Linked DNA regions of Homo sapiens: region 1 is linked to region 2. Evidence: chromatin contacts called from ENCODE Hi-C or POLR2A ChIA-PET data. All regions are on one chromosome and are shown on one strand. Each heading gives the region's core, a stretch centred on a gene start or an enhancer-like site at or near the end of the contact. The rest is flanking DNA. Distances are from core to core; before and after follow the strand shown. Region 1 overlaps TCF12 (transcription factor 12). Region 2 overlaps TCF12 (transcription factor 12).

Evidence for each region. Hi-C counts contacts between places; a loop is a spot of excess contacts on that map. ChIA-PET counts read pairs that join two places held with the same protein, here RNA polymerase II (POLR2A). Pooled maps may share reads with other maps.
Region 1: a loop to region 2 is called in a map of Calu3, with 2.5 times the contacts of the local background. The contact joins two enhancer-like sites. A Hi-C loop is called at or near these places in 2 of 168 maps with a recorded cell type or tissue (CD4-positive, alpha-beta T cell and Calu3) and 2 of 50 pooled maps. POLR2A ChIA-PET finds 5 or more read pairs at or near these places in 3 of 52 experiments (PC-3, Panc1 and T-cell).

Annotation. Positions count from the first base shown.
Region 1 is chr15:57,059,530-57,062,508 of GRCh38, forward strand. The region is part of intron 3 of TCF12 (transcription factor 12); the gene reads left to right. Among named protein-coding and RNA genes, the nearest start is that of TCF12, 140 kb to the left of the region's middle. Within about 2 kb of position 1,387, at least 3 of the 41 ENCODE cell types and tissues checked have a DNase peak (open chromatin) inside an H3K27ac peak, as active enhancers do.
Region 2 is chr15:57,018,251-57,020,950 of GRCh38, forward strand. All of the region lies in intron 3 of TCF12 (transcription factor 12), which reads left to right. Among named protein-coding and RNA genes, the nearest start is that of TCF12, 100 kb to the left of the region's middle. Within about 2 kb of position 1,366, at least 3 of the 41 ENCODE cell types and tissues checked have a DNase peak (open chromatin) inside an H3K27ac peak, as active enhancers do.

The sequences.
Region 1 (2,979 bases), core at 137-2,636, 41 kb after region 2:
GGGTGGCGGAGTCTTTAGTGATAGGTCTGGTAGTGGCAAATGGGCAGAGAAGGAACTGGTGTTCATGTCAGCAGGTTTGTTCCTAATTCTTCCCTTTTACTTTCAGGCAGGTCTTGCCTAAGTCTCACCAATTCTTTAATGATGGTTTACTTACTCAAACTCTGCAGTGTTAACAATAATTTGTTTACAGGGCTCATATGTGGTGGGGGGCTGGGGGGAGGGTGGAGGGAAACACAATAGGTGCTTAGGGCATAGAAAAGCATCTCCTCCCACCAAAAAAAAAAAAAAAAAAAATTCCAGTTTCCAGTTTTTGCTAGTGGATCAAAACCTAGAGATGCCCATAGGACTCTGGTGGCTTGATGAAAGGGAAGAAGTAGGAGAGAGGCTGTGGGATAGTTTTTGATTGACACTAGAAAGAAAATACTGTTATTCAAATACTAAGATGGGAGTAGAGCATAAGAAGGTAGTCTAAATCTGTGTTCTTCCTAGAAAAGGGAGTAATGGCAGATGTTGGACTTGGGCAAGAAGTTTACCTGTTCCTCTAAGAGTCTTATACTCTGAAACCTTAAAAACTTGAATTTTACCTTTCTATTCCTTCTTTAAGGTATCAGCCTTTTAGGGAACTGCCTGTATATATAGTAATTTATGATTGCTCTTAGTTACTTTTCTTGTTAAATGTTTTCACAAAAGAAAGAGGCGGATTGCTTTTGTTAAGTTCACAAACTGTTGTTTTTAGATACGAGGTCTAGAATTTAATGTTCCTTACTGGAAAATACTAAGTTAAAACAGCATGCTTTTAAAAATGGAGCTCATAGAATCAGAATATATTACATTTGACTTAATTGATTCCATTCAGAAAACCAGGTACTAAGAGATTATCTATATAAAAGGTTAACAAGGAAAAAAATAATTTACGTCTTTCTGTTATTGATCACCCCTTTTAATCCTGTTGAATAGAAATGGAAAAAATTTATTAGAAAGTCAAATAAGGCTCAAAAGTGTTTCTATCATTAATTATTGCTGAACTTTCTCTTACATCTGCCATTTTGGTTTATGAGTCAAGGAACTAACTTCTCTGAAATTGTTGAATTCGCATGCATATACTAGAAATGGGAATGATGAAAATAATATGGGAATGATAATTCAGAAATAACAGGAAAAATGTTACTTCTCATCACTGTATTGCAACTGTGGTGTATTTTCTTGTCAATAGGTATTTTTTTCAGATTTTGGTCAATTTGTATAATATCTGTGTTAAGTTTTATCTTCTGTGTGTAATTTCCTTTTTCTGCTTACCTTGGTCTTACGGCTGAAGCTTTGGAAAGTTTATTATTCCTGTCATATTTCTGTGTTTGTACAGCCATTGTCTTTAGCAGAAAGGAGTCATTGATTCTAAAAGATGACTCTTGCCTTTGTCAGTGCCAGCCACGACCTTTTACTCAGAGTCTGGATATGTTAACAATAAAACTACAGAGCTTGAGTTTAAAACCTAGCCAGATTCTTGTTATTCTATAGCATTCTTTGAGCCCCTTGTCATTTCCAGTATCAGTGGTATGTACTACTCTTTAGCTGGTGATGCCATCACCCAATTAATTACCATTTTATTTCATTAGTCTTTGCTTTTTCTTTATTTTATAGAAGTAGAGTCACTTGATGAAAATTGAATATGTAGTTTCACATAATTTTGTGTGTCTCTTGAATTTTGCTTGAGATGTTCTCTGTAACTGGCACCCATCTTTCCTCTCTCTCTGTTTTTACAAATGTATTTAAAATACATGCAAAGCTGGGCATAGTGGTTCACACCTGTGATCCCAGCACTTTAGGAGGCCATGGAGGGAGAATCGCTGGAGGCCAGGAGTTCAAGACCAACCTAGGCAACATAGTGTAAGACTCTGTCTCTACAAAATAAAAAAAAAAATTAATGATTAGCTGAGCATTGTGGCATGTTCCTATAGTCCTAGCACTGAGGAAGCTGAGGCAGGAGGATCACTTGAGCCCAGGATTTTGTGGTTGCAGTGAGCTATCATCATGCCACTGTACTGCAGCCTGGATGACAGAACATGAACGCTGCCTCTAAATGAGATAAAAATTAAAATACACATAAGCCTCATATTTATTAGTCATTTGATATAAGAAAATATGAAGTCATAAAAAGACTAAGTTATGGTTTGATTATTTTCATCAGGACAAGATTCATCGAAATCACTTACCATTATATGTTCAATAAAAGTGATTTTTTAAAATACAACTTTTCATAAAATTATATGCAGTTCCATATATTAGTGGATTTTGTAGGTTAATGGTCATCTTTTTCTTGGATTGAGTCTCAGAGGAATACTTGCTGCTATTCTACAGTGTTGGTTGCAGAGAAAATGCTTGGAAGATAGCTCACTGGTGTCTAATGATACTGGAGAGATGGTAACAGTGTTTTTTTTTTGTTTTTTTGAGATGGAGTCTTGCTCTGTCACCCAGGCTGGAGTGCAGTGGCACAATCTCGGCTCACTGCAACCTCCACCTTCTAGGTTCAAGCTATTCTCCTGCCTCAGCCTCCTGAGTAGCTGGGACTACAGGCGCCCGCCACCACACCTGGCTAATTTTTTGTATTTTTAGTAGAGACGGGGTTTCTCCGTATTAGCCAGGATGGTCTCGATCTCCTGACCTTGTGATCTGCCCGCCTCGGCCTCCCAAAGTGCTAGGATTACAGGCGTGAGCCACGGTGCCCGGCCGGTAACAGTGTTTTTTACATGACATTCCCCAAACTCATAGAATATCTCTTAAATTTGGAACTTTAATACTAGCTCCACAGGAATGAACAAAACACTGTTCACGTAATCTCTGTGTTTTCAAAGCCTCTGGTTCACTTGAAATTGTGCCTGGAATGTTGTCTATACTAGATACTCATCTTTTGTATCAACTTTTTAAAAAAAGTTATTAAAATATACTTTAGTCACTTGATACAGGAAGTACAGATTCATAAAA
Region 2 (2,700 bases), core at 116-2,615:
TTGTTAGGAATTTTTGTTAGTTTACAGAAATAACATTGATTAGTGATTGGCTATACATTGTTAAGCTATGTGTGTGGCATTAGGTTAATTTATAGCTACTTGTTGCAATAGCAAGCAGTTTCAACAGATGACTGCATAGCTCAAGAGGCAGGAAGTAGGATGTAATTGCTGTCTCATTTTAATGCCTCTCTGGGCCGGATTTATTTATTTATTTTTATTTTTATTTTTTTGAGATGGGGCCTAGCTCTATCGCCCAGGCTGGAGTGCAGTGGCAAGATCTCGGCTCACCGCAACATGTGCTTCTCGGGGTCAAGCCAGCCTCTCACCTCAGTCTCCTGAGTAGCTGGGACTACATGCACGTGCCAGCATGCCCATCTTGTATTTTTTGCCATGTTGCCCAGGCTGGTCTTGAACTCCTGAGCTCAAGCACTCCACCTGCCTTGGCCTCCCAAAGGGCTAGGATTACAGGCATGAGCCACTGTGCCCTAGCCGGGGCCTGATAATTTGAAAGGGCTCATATTCCTCAGATAAAAGTTCTTTTCTCAAAGTAAAACAAAAACAAAAGAGAGAGATTGAAACAATAATAACAAAAGTTATTGCTTTGGATGTTGATGAGCCACGCTAACTACTGGTTCTTTTTAGAGTAAGGAAGACCCTCTGATTCTGTGCTGAGATGTGTTGATAAAAATCTAGAATGGGGTGAAAGGCCTGGACTGACTAAGGCTTACGAGACAATTAAATTGACTTTAAATTGAATAAATCTGGTAAGAAAGTCAAGCCAAACTGTTTTTGGAATTTGGTAGCTGTTAAGAATGAGAGGAGTTGATACCTTGGTAGAAAAGAGTTTTTAGGAATCAACCTAACAAGAAAGTAGGCAAAGTTCTAATACTTTGGTAGCCAGCACTGGCTAAAGTGCAACTTGTTAGCAGACAATATTGAAGGTATTTCAGAAGTATTTTACTCGTTGCCTTTTACTATCAATGTAGTGACCATGTGTTTTGAACAGATTAGTATTATTTAATTCCTTTGGTTAGACATAGGAATTAAACTTCTTTTATTCTCAAAGTCTCACATACTTGTAATCTCCTGATGGGCTCTTCTTACCCACTGCACAGATAAACCCAATTCACTGAGACAGTGTTATTGCAGTAAAGAAAGAGTTTAATGCAGGGCTGGCCAAACAGAAGGACAAGAGTTTATTATTACTCAAATCAGCCTCCCTGGGAACTCAGAGGGAGGCTAAGGTTTTTAATGGGTAATATGGTGGCCAGGAGGATAGGGAATTATCCTGTTGCTGATTGGTTGAGGATGAAATTATAGGGGTACGGAAAAACGGTCTTCATGTGCTGAGTCCACCCACCTCTGGGTGGAGGCCACAGGACCGGTTTGAGTCATGAGTCACGGGTCCCAGTGGAGTCAGTCTGTTGTCAGAATGAAAAATTTTGAAAAACATCTCAAAAGACCAGCCTTAGGTTCTCAATAGTGATGTTATCTATAGGAGCAATTGGGGATGTCACAAATCTTGTGACCTCTGGCCACATGACTCCCTAGAAGCAAAAGACTATAGAAACTATGCCTACATTTTATTAGAATTCATGCCCCTCCTGTAATTCTAACCTTGTGACCTTTCATTAATTTTCATTCCCTGAGCAAGGAGGGGGATTAGTTTTAGGGGGGGACTGTTATCATCCTTGCTTCCAAGTTAAACTATAAACTGCATTTCTCCCATGGTTAACTTGGCCTATATCCAGGAATGAGTTAGAACAGCCATCCTGTGAGGCTAGAAGCAAGGTGGGGTCAGCCATACTAGACTTCTCTCTCACTGTCATAATCTTTGCAAAGGCGATTTCACATTTATAAAAACCCAGTCATGTTTAATTGTACATATGACAACCTCATGAAAAGGAAGAGTATGTAAGATAGGAATTACACCAGAAAATCTAGGACATGTGTGCCTTATTTACGTAGCATAGTCTTAACAGATGTGGTTAGGGGATGAGTGGTGAACCTGCTAATAATTGGGATAGGAACAGAAGCAAATGTACTGAGCTCATCTTGAGGTCTTCTTGCAGAGCGTTCAGTACAGTGTAATCCCTGTGTTTCTATTTCTTAAAGTATAGAAGTGGAGAAACAGTATTTTGCATGGCAATGTTTTGCATGTGTTAGTAGGTTAACCCTTTTAAAAGGGTACTTTATTTTCATTTGGAAAAAGTGTGGAAGTAGTGAGAGGGACACCTATTGTTATTTAACCTGTTGCCTAATTTCTGTGTATTATATTTTGCTTCAAACATTAAATTTTCCAAGTGTTCAAGCCATCGAAGGTAGACAAGCAATGTAGAGAACCATTATGTCTTACTCAAAGCTAATATAACCATCTACTAAATAGATGGATAAGGTCGCTTGGGAAATGTGTTCAACGAAATAAACATATATTGTTTAATTGGTTTATTTTTTTATATGGGCAGTTAGGTAAGCATGTTATTTCAGGTGGCATATGTGGAAGCATTTTGGGACTATGTGTAGGTGTAACAATGCTAAGCTTTCTTTTAGTTAATCAGGGAAGACTTCATGGAAGAGCATGAGTAGGTGTGCATAAGAAACTGAGGGGGTATGGATTATTTTTGTGAAGAGCTTCAAAACCAAGGGGAACTATATCATATTTGAAATTAAGAGTAACAAGGTTTAATTTTTTATTATATG